2 separate regions of the Homo sapiens genome follow, and region 2 is linked to region 1. The links are chromatin contacts, found by Hi-C or POLR2A ChIA-PET in ENCODE. All regions are on one chromosome and are shown on one strand. Each heading gives the region's core, a stretch centred on a gene start or an enhancer-like site at or near the end of the contact. The rest is flanking DNA. Distances are from core to core; before and after follow the strand shown.

The links. Hi-C counts contacts between places; a loop is a spot of excess contacts on that map. ChIA-PET counts read pairs that join two places held with the same protein, here RNA polymerase II (POLR2A). Pooled maps may share reads with other maps.
Region 2: a loop to region 1 is called in a map of naive thymus-derived CD4-positive, alpha-beta T cell, with 17 times the contacts of the local background. The contact joins the enhancer-like site here to the promoter of TPGS1 in region 1. A Hi-C loop is called at or near these places in 3 of 168 maps with a recorded cell type or tissue (CD4-positive, alpha-beta memory T cell, mammary epithelial cell and naive thymus-derived CD4-positive, alpha-beta T cell) and 9 of 50 pooled maps. POLR2A ChIA-PET finds 5 or more read pairs at or near these places in 2 of 52 experiments (PC-9 and activated CD4-positive, alpha-beta T cell).

Annotation. Positions count from the first base shown.
Region 1 is chr19:502,997-509,038 of GRCh38, reverse strand. It overlaps TPGS1 (tubulin polyglutamylase complex subunit 1), which reads right to left and starts at 1,542. Exons shown (of 2, transcript NM_033513.3): 1 at 1,195-1,542. The coding sequence starts at 1,532. It overlaps MADCAM1-AS1 (MADCAM1 antisense RNA 1), which reads left to right and starts at 1,150. Exons shown (of 3, transcript XR_936221.4): 1 at 1,150-1,663. It overlaps MADCAM1 (mucosal vascular addressin cell adhesion molecule 1), which reads right to left. Exons shown (of 5, transcript NM_130760.3): 5 at 3,696-4,294. The coding sequence ends at 4,074. RefSeq lists enhancers at 1,397-1,736, 1,609-2,466 and a silencer at 2,267-2,396.
Region 2 is chr19:264,576-270,617 of GRCh38, reverse strand. No RefSeq gene overlaps it. Among named protein-coding and RNA genes, the nearest start is that of PLPP2, 24 kb to the left of the region's middle. RefSeq lists a silencer at 3,015-3,094 and an enhancer at 3,255-3,384. Within about 2 kb of position 3,102, at least 12 of the 41 ENCODE cell types and tissues checked have a DNase peak (open chromatin) inside an H3K27ac peak, as active enhancers do.

The sequences.
Region 1 (6,042 bases), core at 293-2,792:
CGCAAGTGGCTCTGGCAGCTTCTTCAAACCAGGGGCCTTCCATCGCAGTAAACGGCTCCACTGACCCTCTGGGCCTGCCCTTGCCCGCTCCCCTCCCACCTGGCTCCAGCAAATCATCGGGCGGGGCCTTCAGAGCCACTGGGCCACCGGAGCAAGTCTGCTCCTTGTCCAGGTACCCAACACCCTGCCACCCTTATCTGAGTATGATCTTGGACACCTGTGCACCCTGAACGTGGTAGGGGGGACACTCCCCATCTCTCTTCTCCCCCCGAACTTCTCTGGGACTCTGGCGAGGGCTGCCATGGTGGGCGCTTATGCCCTGGTTATGAGGCTGAAAGGGCACCTTTGCTTGGCATCCTTCCCTGCCTGCTCTTCCCACCCCCTTCCTGGGTTCTCTTGGGCGCACCCCCTTGTAAAATCACCTGCACACACAATGCCTACCTCAGGCTCCGCTTCTGGGGACCCCCCCCCCAACAAAAGACATCAGCCCATCCATCCCCAACGCCAACAGATAGTCCCCAACCACCTTCCCTGGGCTCAGAACTGGCCCCAGCCAGGGGACACCGCGCGTAGGCACCTGCAGCCTCGCATGCTTCAGCCAAATTCCGTGGCTTTCCCGCCTCCCGTGTGCCCCACACTCGGGGTCTAAATTTGCACCTGCTGGGCCTCTTCCCTGCAACCCGCCCGCACATCGCCAGGCTCTTCCAGGAATCCCCACCTGCCCGCTGGGAGCCTGTCCCCTAAGATGGGGGCCCTGGGTGACTGCGCTGCTCTCTGTAAATATTCACGTTCTGGCTGAATGGACGGGGATAACATGAGGCTGCTAAGGAGGCGACTAGGAGGACCTGGCTCGGGGGCTGGCTCTGCGACCTCGGGCCAAGTCCTCTTGAGCTGCACGATTTTGAAAATCATGAACTGCAAGGGGAAACTCAGCACCTGCAAAAAGGCATCACAGAAGGCGAAGCCGGCCAGAAGGACTCGCGCCGCATGCAGCGCGCTGCCTAGCGCCGGACCGAAGCCCGGACCCTCCAGCCCACCTTGTCCGATCCATCCCACCCAAGAAGGCATCGCGCACTACAACTCCCAGCAAGCCCCGGGCCCCTGCGCCGGCGCTGCGGGTAGGGAGCCGCGCGCGGCATGCTGGGAGTTGAAGTCCATCGCTGCCCCACCCGCCCAAGCCGGCCCACTGCGCACCTCTGGGAGTGGTGGGCCAGGCGAAGGTGCCATAGCGCGCGGCCCAGGCGCTGCTGCTGCAGCAGGAGCTGGCCCGGGGGCTCCCCGGCGCCGCCGTTTACAGGCGAGCGCAGGCCCATGTTCTCGAAGTAGTGAGCCAGGAAGGCGATCGGCTCCTCGGGCCGCGCCTCCAGCACCTTCAGCAGGGCCGCACGTAGCATTTCCGTCACGCCGACCTGCCGCAGGAAGTCCTCCTCGCTCTCGGCCGCCCCCGCCGCCCGGGATACCGACTGGCGGCCGCTGTCCGTGAAACCGGCCGGCGGTGGTACCGCTTGCCGCCGCTTCTCCACTGCCGCCATCTTCGCTGAGGGCAGCGGGACCGGAAGCACCGCCATATTCCACTGTGCGCTAGAGCCCCCCCAAGGCGGCCATCTTGATTAAGGGCAGAGGGCACCGGTATCCCGCTGGGAGACTTTGGGAAGTGACAAGGGTACGCTACCACTTTCCTTGTGTCCTTATTGGCACTCTCTCTTCTCCTCCCTCTTTGTGTATATTGATTGGCTCTCCTGGCTTTGGCCTCGGTCCTGAATTTTGCCAGACTCCAAAATGGCTGCCTCGGAAGTGCTTCGTTTCTGGCACAAAGCCGGATTGCTTGCCATTTGGGTAGTGAGCGAGTCCTTCATTAGCATGGTCTCCTAGCAACCAGTCTCCCTGGTTAGCAGAGAAGCCTGACGGAGCATGCGCGGGGCTGGACCTGCCCAGGACTGCTGGACCCAGCCCCGCGCCCGGCCCCCAGACCCTTTTCTCATGTTCATCTCTGAGCCTTGGTGCTGGGGGTCGAGCTCAGCCTGGCCTTCCGCCTAACTCAGTCAACGTCTGAGTGCGTAGCTCACCTCGTGGGAGAAGCCCCCTCCCCAGCTCCGCTGCAGCTGCGCTGAGCCCCTATTGGCGGCCACACGGGCGAGCATCCCGCGCTGTTACCCCCTGACCGCCAGAGGGAGCTTTCTGACACCGCAGCCTCCAGAGCTGTAAACTCTGCCATGGCTCTCCAGGGCCCCCGGGCTGGCACCTCCAGGCCTTCATCGCCTGACCTCGCTTCCGGCCGCCCTCCCGGCCCTCCCAACCCTCCGCAGCCCGCAGCCACCTCAAAACACAAGCAGTCTCCTCCATAAGCCGCCTCTGGGTGTGTTTCCCCAGGCGACCTCTGTGGATCTTCCCTCACTGCTTTCGGGGACTCCTGGTTAAGCTTCTCACCGAGGAAACCACTAAGCCCTCGCGTTTCCCCGCCCCGGGCAGAGCTTGCTGGGTGCCGTCCCCGTCCCTCAGGGGCGTTGCCCCGGGCAGGGGGCAATGAGAGCTGTTTGCCGGGGGACCGTTCCACCATCCTCCCAGCACAGGAATCTCTGGCGGGCAGACCAAATGCCCTTTGTAAAACGTGAAGTAGAGGTTCCTCTTCAAATGAGACTTTCCTCCCCATCTAATTAGGAATAAATAGTAACTTCTCTTAGAAGCAAAATGTATTCAAAGGCCTGTGGTAGGCCGGGCGCGGTGGCTCACGCCTGTCATCCCAGCACTTTGGGAGGCCGAGGCGGGCGGATCACGAGGTCAGGAGATCGAGACCATCCCGGCTAACACGGTGAAACCCCGTCTCTACTAAAAATACAAAAAATTAGCCAGGCGTGGTGGCGGGCGCCTGTAGTCCCAGCTACTCGGGAGGCTGAGGCAGGAGAATGGCGTGAACCCGGGAGGCGGAGCTTGCAAGTGAGCCGAGATCGCGCCACTGCACTCCAGCCTGGGCGACAGAGCGAGACTCTGTCTCAAAAAACAAACAAACAAAAGACCTGTGCTAACATTCTTTGTTAATTAATTGTTAATGTTATATTGAATATATATAATGTAATAAGGAAATCAACATACTTTATGTTCTTAGTGCCCACAATGTAGGCTAAATATCTGCCCTGGCATGCTTATACTGGTCCAAGCAAGCATTAGGTCATAACCTGTTCCTCTTCCTTATTTGAAGGTGTTTTTACCTTTCTTAGCATTCCACAAGCTACTTCTTCCTTCCTTTGTTCTCCTCTGCCTTTGCCTCTTTTTAAAAGTTCCAAGCTGCTAGCCGATCGGGATAAATACAGAATGTGAGGTCCCGTTCCAGCCAATGGAAACCGTCCCGTTCCAGCCAATGGAAACCGGACAGAGCAGTAGGGTGGACGCGTCAGGTTATAAATGACCCTGTCTCCTTTGTTCTGGATACTCTCGTGGCAAAACTGCTGGCCAGTGTACCCTTTCTGCAGAAAGTAAAACAGTGGCCTTGCTGAGGAAATGACATTTATATTCAAGTGCTATTTCTTTACGGCACCGGGGAACAAGCATTTCTAACACTTTCTTCTCCAGCCCCGGACTGTGGGATGAGGGAGATGGAGCCATCAGGGCAGGACCCACAGTCAACCCTCTGCTGTCCGGAGCCCTCAGACCTCTCCTCTCCACGGAGTGGGTGTCAACTGAGAAAACTGACACGTTTGTATCATTTTAGGAGGTTTATTTGCCAAAGCCTCAGGAGGTCCTGACGACAGGGGCCCAGGGTGGTCAGGGCACAGCTTGGTCTTACGCATTTTTAGGGAGACGTGAGACATGAATCAATGTATGTAAAAAGTACGTGGTTCCGTCCAGAAAGGTGGGGACCACTCAGGGAGGGGCTTCAGGTCATGGGTAGGTGAGACAAACAGTGGCCTTCTTTTGAGTTTCTGATGAGCTTCTCCAAAGAGGCAATCAGAACATGCATCCATCTCTGTGAACAGAGGGATGACTTTGAGTAGAATGGGAGGCAGGTTTGCCCTGACCAGTTCTCAACTTGAAGGGGTCCAAGCTATTTTGCTTTCACAGGGGGAAAGGCTGGCCACTCAGGAGGGGCTGATCCCGACCTGGCCGGTCCCCCTTAACCCAGCCCAGGCCGACACCTGGGGCAGAAGCCTCAGAGAAGCTGGTGGGTGGGTGTCGTCCTCAGCCAGGTGCCGGCAGCGTTTCCAGAGGTGATAGGTGGGCAAGGCCAGGAGCAGCAGTCCCAGCACCGCACTGCTGGTCCACAGAGCCGCGGGCAGCTGGTCACCCGCAGGTTTGGACGCTGGGGAGAGAGTGCAGGAGACCCCGGTCAGAGCCCTCCAGGCCTCTGCAGGCTTGGGAAGGGAGGAGCCCCTCAGAGGCTACACGTGCTTCCAAAGTTACCACGTTCCCTGAAATTTCACAAAGGACTTTACCATGACCCTTTTGAAATGCGCATAGCACCTTAGAGTTTAGAAATGGGCAGTCCAGGCCAGGCGGGGTGGCTCACGCCTGAAATCCCAGCACTTCGGGAGGCCAAAGCGGGTGGATCACGAGGTCAGGAGTTCGAGACCAGCCTGACCATGGTGAAACCCTGTGCCTACTAAAAATACAAAGTTAGCTGGACATGGTGGCAGGCGCCTGTAATCCCAGCTACTTGGGAGGCTGAGGCAGGAGAATCACTTGAACCCGGGAGGTGGAGGTTGCAGTAAGCTGAGATCGCACCACTGCACTCCAGCCTGGGTGACAGAATGAGACTCTGTCTCTCAAAAAAAAAAAAAAAAAAAAAAAAGGGCAGACCGGAGAGAGGACGGCTCACCACCATGAAGGGTGCTGAGCCTACAATCTGCACTTTGAAGACTTAGTCTGGGGAAAAGGGAGGAATGTAATATATCTCCTTCATACTATTTTATATTGATTACCTGTTGAAATGATAATGCTTGGGATATATTGGGCTCTGCGAAATGTATGACCACACTTTTTTTTTTTTTTCGAAATGGAATCTTGCTCTGTCCCCCAGGCTGGAGTGCAATGGCGTGATCTTAGCTCACTGCCACTTCCGCCTCCCGGGTTCAAGTGATTCTCCTGCTTCAGCCTCCCGAGTAATCCTCAGCTGGGATTACAGGCACATGCCACCACACCTGGCTAATTTTTGTATTTTTAGTAGAGATGAGGTTTCACCATGTTGGCCAGGCTGGTCTCGAACTCCTGACCTCAGGTGATCCTCCTCCTTGGCCTCCCAAAGTGCTAGGATTATAGGCATGAGCCACCGTGTCTGGCCAACACTTTTTTTTTTGAGACTGAGTCTTGCTCTGTCACCCAGGTGTGATCTCAGCTCACTGCAGCCTCAACCTCCTGGGCTCAAGTGATCCTCCTGCCTCGGCCTCCCAAAGTGCTGGCATTACAGGCATGAGCTACCATGCTTGGCCCGACCACATTATTTTTACTTTTAATTTTTTTTTTTTTTTTGAGACGGAGTCTTGCTGTCTCCCAGGTTGGAGTGCAGTGGCGCGATCTCGGCTCACTGCAGGCTCCGCCTCCCAGGTTCACGCCATTCTCCTGCCTCAGCCTCCCGAGTAGCTGGGACTACAGGCGCCCGCTGCCACGCCCGGCTAATTTTTTGTATTTTTAGTGGAGACGGGGTTTCACCGTGTTAGCCAGGATGGTCTCGATCTCCTGACCTCGTGATCCGCCCGCCTTGGCCTCCCAAAGTGCAGGGATTACAGGCATAAGCCACCGTGCCCGGCCCATTTTTTTTTTTGAGATGGAGTCTCGCTCTGTGCCCCAGGCTGGAGTGCAGTGGCGCGATCTCGGCTCACTGCAAGCTCTACCTCCCGGGTTCATGCCTTGCCTTTACTTTTAAATTTGAAATTACCTGTAGGAAGTAGAAAAGTTCCTCTTCAAAGCTCGTCTTGATTTACAAATAAAATAATAGACATAGACACTAGAAATAATAGCTTCTTACTCTAAAGCCTCCTATCAGCTATTAGTTCTTACACTTTAGCCCAGTTAGTTGCTTGGGCTTACCCAGGCATATCTGGAGAGTCCCAG
Region 2 (6,042 bases), core at 1,853-4,352, 240 kb after region 1:
GCAGTGTGCCTGTGAGGTCCATCCAGGTGGCGTGGGTGGATAGGTCATGACTTTCTCTCTCATGAAGCAGTGTGCCTGTGAGGTCCATCCGGGTGACGTGGGTGGATAGGTCATGCCTTTCTTTCTCTCTCATGAAGCAGTGTGCCTGTGAGGTCCATCCAGGTGGCGTGGGTGGATAGGTCATGACTTTCTCTCTCATGAAGCAGTGTGCCTGTGAGGTCCATCCAGGTGGCATGGGTGGATAGGTCATGACTTTCTCTCTCATGAAGCAGTGTGCCTGTGAGGTCCATCCAGGGAGCGTGGGTGGATAGGTCATGACTTTCTCTCTCATGAAGCAGTGTGCCTGTGAGGTCCATCCAGGTGACGTGGGTGGATAGGTCATGCCTTTCTTTCTCTCTCATGAAGCAGTGTGCCTGTGAGGTCCATCCGGGTGACGTGGGTGGATAGGTCATGCCTTTCTTTCTCTCTCATGAAGCAGTGTGCCTGTGAGGTCCATCCAGGTGGCGTGGGTGGATAGGTCATGACTTTCTCTCTCATGAAGCAGTGTGCCTGTGAGGTCCATCCAGGTGGCATGGGTGGATAGGTCATGACTTTCTCTCTCATGAAGCAGTGTGCCTGTGAGGTCCATCCAGGGAGCGTGGGTGGATAGGTCATGACTTTCTCTCTCATGAAGCAGTGTGCCTGTGAGGTCCATCCGGGTAGCGTGGGTGGATAGGTCATGCCTTTCTTTCTCTCTCATGAAGCAGTGTGCCTGTGAGGTCCATCCAGGTGGCGTGGGTGGATAGGTCATGACTTTCTCTCTCATGAAGCAGTGTGCCTGTGAGGTCCATCCGGGTAGCGTGGGTGGATAGGTCATGCCTTTCTTTTGCTGAATAGCATTCCATTGCACCGCATACTTCAGTTTGGTTATGCATTCAGCTACTGAAGAATGTCATGATTCCTTTAATTTTTGGCTATTATGAATAGTGCTTCTATACATGTGTGTGCTGGTTTTTACTTGGACATAATTTTTCAAGGCAGTTGTCTAAATACCTAAGAAGGAGATTGTTGGATCAGATGGTGAGACTTGTTTAGTTTTTGGAAAAACTGCTGAAGTGACTGTACCCTTATGCCTTCCCCCAGCAATGAATGAGACCTCCTATTGCAATTGCTACTGTTCTTTAGATTTTAGCCATTTTAATAGATGTACAGTACTATCTCATTTAATCTGCTTTTCCCTCAGGACAAGTTTGTTGAGAATTAATTAATTTGGATGCTTATTTGGCATCTGTGCATCTTCTTTGCTGAGGTGTCTTTTCAGATCTTCACATATTTTCAATTGGGTTGTTCATCTAATTCTTTTTGAGTTTTAGAGGTTTTTTTTAAAAAAAAATATTTTGCAGACAAGTCCTTTTTCGGATGTGTTTCCCAAATATTTTCTTTTTTTTTCTTGAGACAGGGTCTTACTCCATCACCCAGGCTGGAGTGCAGTGGTGCGATCTCAGCTCACTGCAACCTCTGCCTCCTGGGTTCAAGCAATTCTCCTGCCTCAGCCTCCCGAGTAACTGAGATTACAGGCGTGTGCCACCACATCCAGCTAATTTTTTTTGTTTTGTTTTGTATTTTTAGTAGAGACGGGGTTTCACCATGTTGGCCAGGCTAGTCTCGAACTCCTGACCTCAAATGATCCACCCACTTTGGCCTCCCAGAGTGCTGCGATTATGGGTATGAGCCACCTTGCCCGGCTGTTTCCCAAATATTTTCTATCAATCAGTCTGTGAATTGCTTTTTTGTTCTCTTAACCAGAGCAGCCATTTTAAATTTTAATAAAGTCCCCGTTATTGTTTTGTTTTCTTTTGTGGGTTGGCTTTTGGTGTATTGCATCTAGAAACTCATCACCCAAACCAAGGCCATGCAGATATTTTTCTCGGCTTTCTTCTATAACTTTCACAACTTTGCACTTGAAAATTTAAGTCTATGGACTATTTTGAGTGAATTTTTGGATAAAATACAAGGTTTTTGTCTCCATTCATTTCTTTCCCCTATGGTTTGCAATTGTTCTGTTGTCTTTTGTGGAACAGACTTCTCTTTCTCCACTGAGTTGCCTTTGTCCGTTTGACAAAGTCAGTTGGCTTGAGTCTGTTTGGGGGCTCTCTGTTCTGTCCCACTTATCTATGTGTCTAACCGCTTCACCACTGCCACGCTCTCTTCATTACTGTGGCTTTAGGGTGAGTGTTCAGATCCAGATGTGTGAGGTCTTTAACTTTGTTCTCCTTCAGTCTTATTTCATCCATTCTGGGTTTAGGAACAGTTTGTCGATATCTTTGCCTGGAATTTAACTGGGATTTGGCTGAATCTATAGATCGATTTGGAAAGAATTGTCACCTTCACAATAATGAGTGTACTTCTCCTAAATAAGGAACATCTCTGCATTTACTTATACCTCTTTTGGTTTCTCTCAACTGTGATTCATGGTTTTCCGAATGCATGTTTGCACACCTTTTGTTACGCTGATACTTAATGGATTCAGCTTCAGGGGTGCTATTGTAAATGGTATTTTAATATTTCTAGTTCCAATTATTTCCATCCATTATTGGTGATATGAAGAAACTCAACTGACTTTTGCCTACTGGACATCTTTTTTAGTTTTTATTTTATTTATTTTATTTTTTTGAGACGGAGTTTCACTCTTGTTGCCCAGGCCGGAGTGCAATGGTGCAGCTCACCGAAACCTCCGCCTCCTGGGTTCAAGCGATTCTCCTGCCTCAGACTCCCGAGTAGCTGGGATTACAGGCATGCGCCACCACGCCCAGCTAATTTTGTATTTTTAGTAGAGACAGGGTTTCTCCACGTTGGTCAGGCTGGTCTCAAACTCTCGACCTCGGGTGATCCGCCCGCCTCGGCCTCCCAAAGTGCTGGGTTTACACGCGTGAGCTACCGCGCCCGGGCCATCTTTTTTAGTTTTTAAAATCTCCATCCGTTCCGATCAAGGCACGGGATGGTGGCCTCGATTTCAGTTGACATTTCCGAAATCACGGCCTGCAGTCATCCGAACGCTGATTTTCAGAGACTCCCCAGGACTGCCGCGAGGGGGCGCCCGGCTCCCGCCCAACCTGGAGCACGCGCGGGAACCGCGGCGGATCCGCACTCGTCGCCCCGGGGCGTCGACCGGGAAGACGGAGCCACGGTCTCTTCAGGACCCGCCCGGGAGCGGCCGCGGTTCGGGACACCCGGTCACCAGGTGAGAGGAGGAGGAAAAGGCGTCCTGTCCGCGGCCGCGAGTGCTGAGGAGGGAGCGCTGCCGTGGGCCTTACTTCCCTGTCACGGTCTACGCGGCGTGTTGTAAAACGGTGTCCCTTCAGCGGGGCGGGAACTGCGCGTCCTGACAGCGCAGCGCAGCGCAGCGCAGCGCAGCGTGGCCTCCGGATCTGCGCTGGTTCCTGGGGAGAGATCCTGGCGCCGAGAAAGGAGCAACGCGAGCGGCGCCATCGGGACGGCGCGGGTGATGGCTGGGGACCGGCCGGCGCTGCGGAGTCGCCAGCGCTTTCATTCGTGTTGTAATAGCTCATTTGTCTCACAGCACTGAAGTAGTTGAATCAGTATGGAAATATTTAGCAATAGGCATATTCTAACTAGAAACGTAAAGTTTAAATGCATTGTTTATACCTCCCCACACGAAATAACATGTACCAAATCCTAATACAGACGTATGTGCAGATTTAGTTTGAGCATTTGGGGAGGGGATATGATGGCTGCGACCCTTTCCTACACCTGCCAGAGCTGTTCACTGTTACATCCCTGTCCAGGACGTTCTTATGCCAGCATTGTATGTTTCCAACCTAATAATTCCCTAAGCTGGACTGTCTCCATTATTCTTTCAACAAAGGCAAAACAGCTTTTTCCATTGTTCTGACAGTATATTTAACGTGAGCATACTTTATGAGATGATACATTTGTTCATGATGGGCTACTCCTGTTATACAATCAAATATATTTTGATTCTGACACTCTCAATTGTAGTTCAAGTCCAGCGTATTTTCCGAGGAGCATTAATCATTCATTGTATATTTTATTACATAAATAAGGCATGGGTCGTCTTTTATCATTAACTTCATGACTAGCTATATTGACATTATAATTACTTACAAGTTCAACTAAATTTGGAAACATTTCAGAGTTTGGGCTTCCAATAATTATTTGTGATTCTCTAACAGGTAAATTATTTTTTCCCATAAATCCTAGCAACATCTAAAATCACTCAGAATATCCTGCCATTTTTGTTTCTCTAGTTTCATCACATTCTGCAAAGTATCATTGAGGAAATTGACTTTGAATATTCTTAAACTCTTCTGTTTTAGAAAATATCACAATGAAACATTAAATTATCATGGTTACAAATTCTATTCACTTTCTATCTTTGAATACTTTTCCCCCAGTGGCCAATATTGCATTCTGTTGTATTATTGCTAAAAAGCATGCATGGAAAACAAAGACAGGGATATTTTAGAGAAAGTGATCCAGTCACGATGAATCGATTTGCCATTGAAACATTTTTTTTTTTAAATCTTGGATACTAAGGAACTTTTTTAAACATTCTTTTGACAATGTTCAACCATGAATTGAAATAGAGTCTCTAAAATGAATTTTTTTCCTGGTTGTCTAAAAGGCGACCGACCACCTTTTTAGAGAGTGAACCCAAGACACAGCCACAGTACCAGAAAAAATTATGTGAAGTAAGTTTATACATCTATGTTATTACTTTAACATAAAACATGTAGAGGCATTTATTTGGAATTAGATATTAATCTGTATGCTTTAATTTTTATGTCATAAATGCTCTGATTAAAAGACAGGAATAGTTAACAGGGTAAATTACTAGTAATTACTAGTACAAATAATTAAGCAGGTGTTTGAAAAAATACAACACTTTTAAATTAAGTTTTATTTTAGAGTTGTTTTAGATTTATACAGAAATAACAAAGAAAACACAGATTTCCCATGTAGCTTCAACCCAGTTTCCTCTCTTATTAACATCTTCTATCAGTATGTCTCACGTCATTTGTCACAGTGAATGAACAAATGTTGATATGCTATTATTAACTGAAGCCCATATTTTATTTGGAGTTCCTCATGTTAGAAATGCTTGTTCCCCGGTGCTGTAAAGAAATAGCACTTGAACATAAATTTAATTTCCTCAGCAAGGCCGTTTTTTTACTTTCTGCATAAAGGGTACACTCGCCAGCAGTTTTACCACGAGAGTATCCAGAACAAAGGAGACAAGGTCATTTATAACCTGACGCATCCACCCTACTGCTGTGTCCGGTTTCCATTGGCTGAAACGGGACCCCACATTCTGTATTTGTTCTGATCTTCTAGCAACTTATAAATTTTTAAAAGAGGCAAAGGCAGAGGATAACAAAGGAAGGAAGAAGTAACTTGTGGAATGCTGTGAAAGGTAAAAACACCTTCAAATAAGGAAGAGGAAGAGGCTATAACCTAATGCTTGCTTGGACCAGTATAAGCATGTCAGGCAAATATTTAGGCTAAATTGTGGGCGCTAAGAACATACAGTACCTTGATTTCTTTATTACGGCCAGCAGATATTTAAGAATGTTAGCACAGATCTTTGAATAATTTTTACATCTAAGAGAAGTTACTATTTATTCCTAATTAGATGGGGAGGAAAGTCTTTGAAGAGGAACCTCAACTTTACTGTTTACACTTAGTTCTATCTTTCCCTACTCCAGGGTCGCACCCGGGATCCCACGTAACATTCGTTGTCACGACTCCTTAGGCTCTTCTTGGCTGTCACGGTTTCTCAGACTTTCCTTCTTCCAATGACCTTGACGGTGTTAAGGAGGACTGGTTAGGCGTTTTGTAGAATGTCTCCCATTGTTATTTACCTGGTGCTTTTCTGAGAAGTTGACTGGGGTTATGGGTTTGGGGGAAGCAGATCACAGAGGTGAAGTGCTATTCTTGTCACTTCATGGTGTCAAGGTGAATTATCACCATTGGTATTAACTGTGATCACCTGGCTGAACTAGTGTTTGTCCAGTTTCTCTA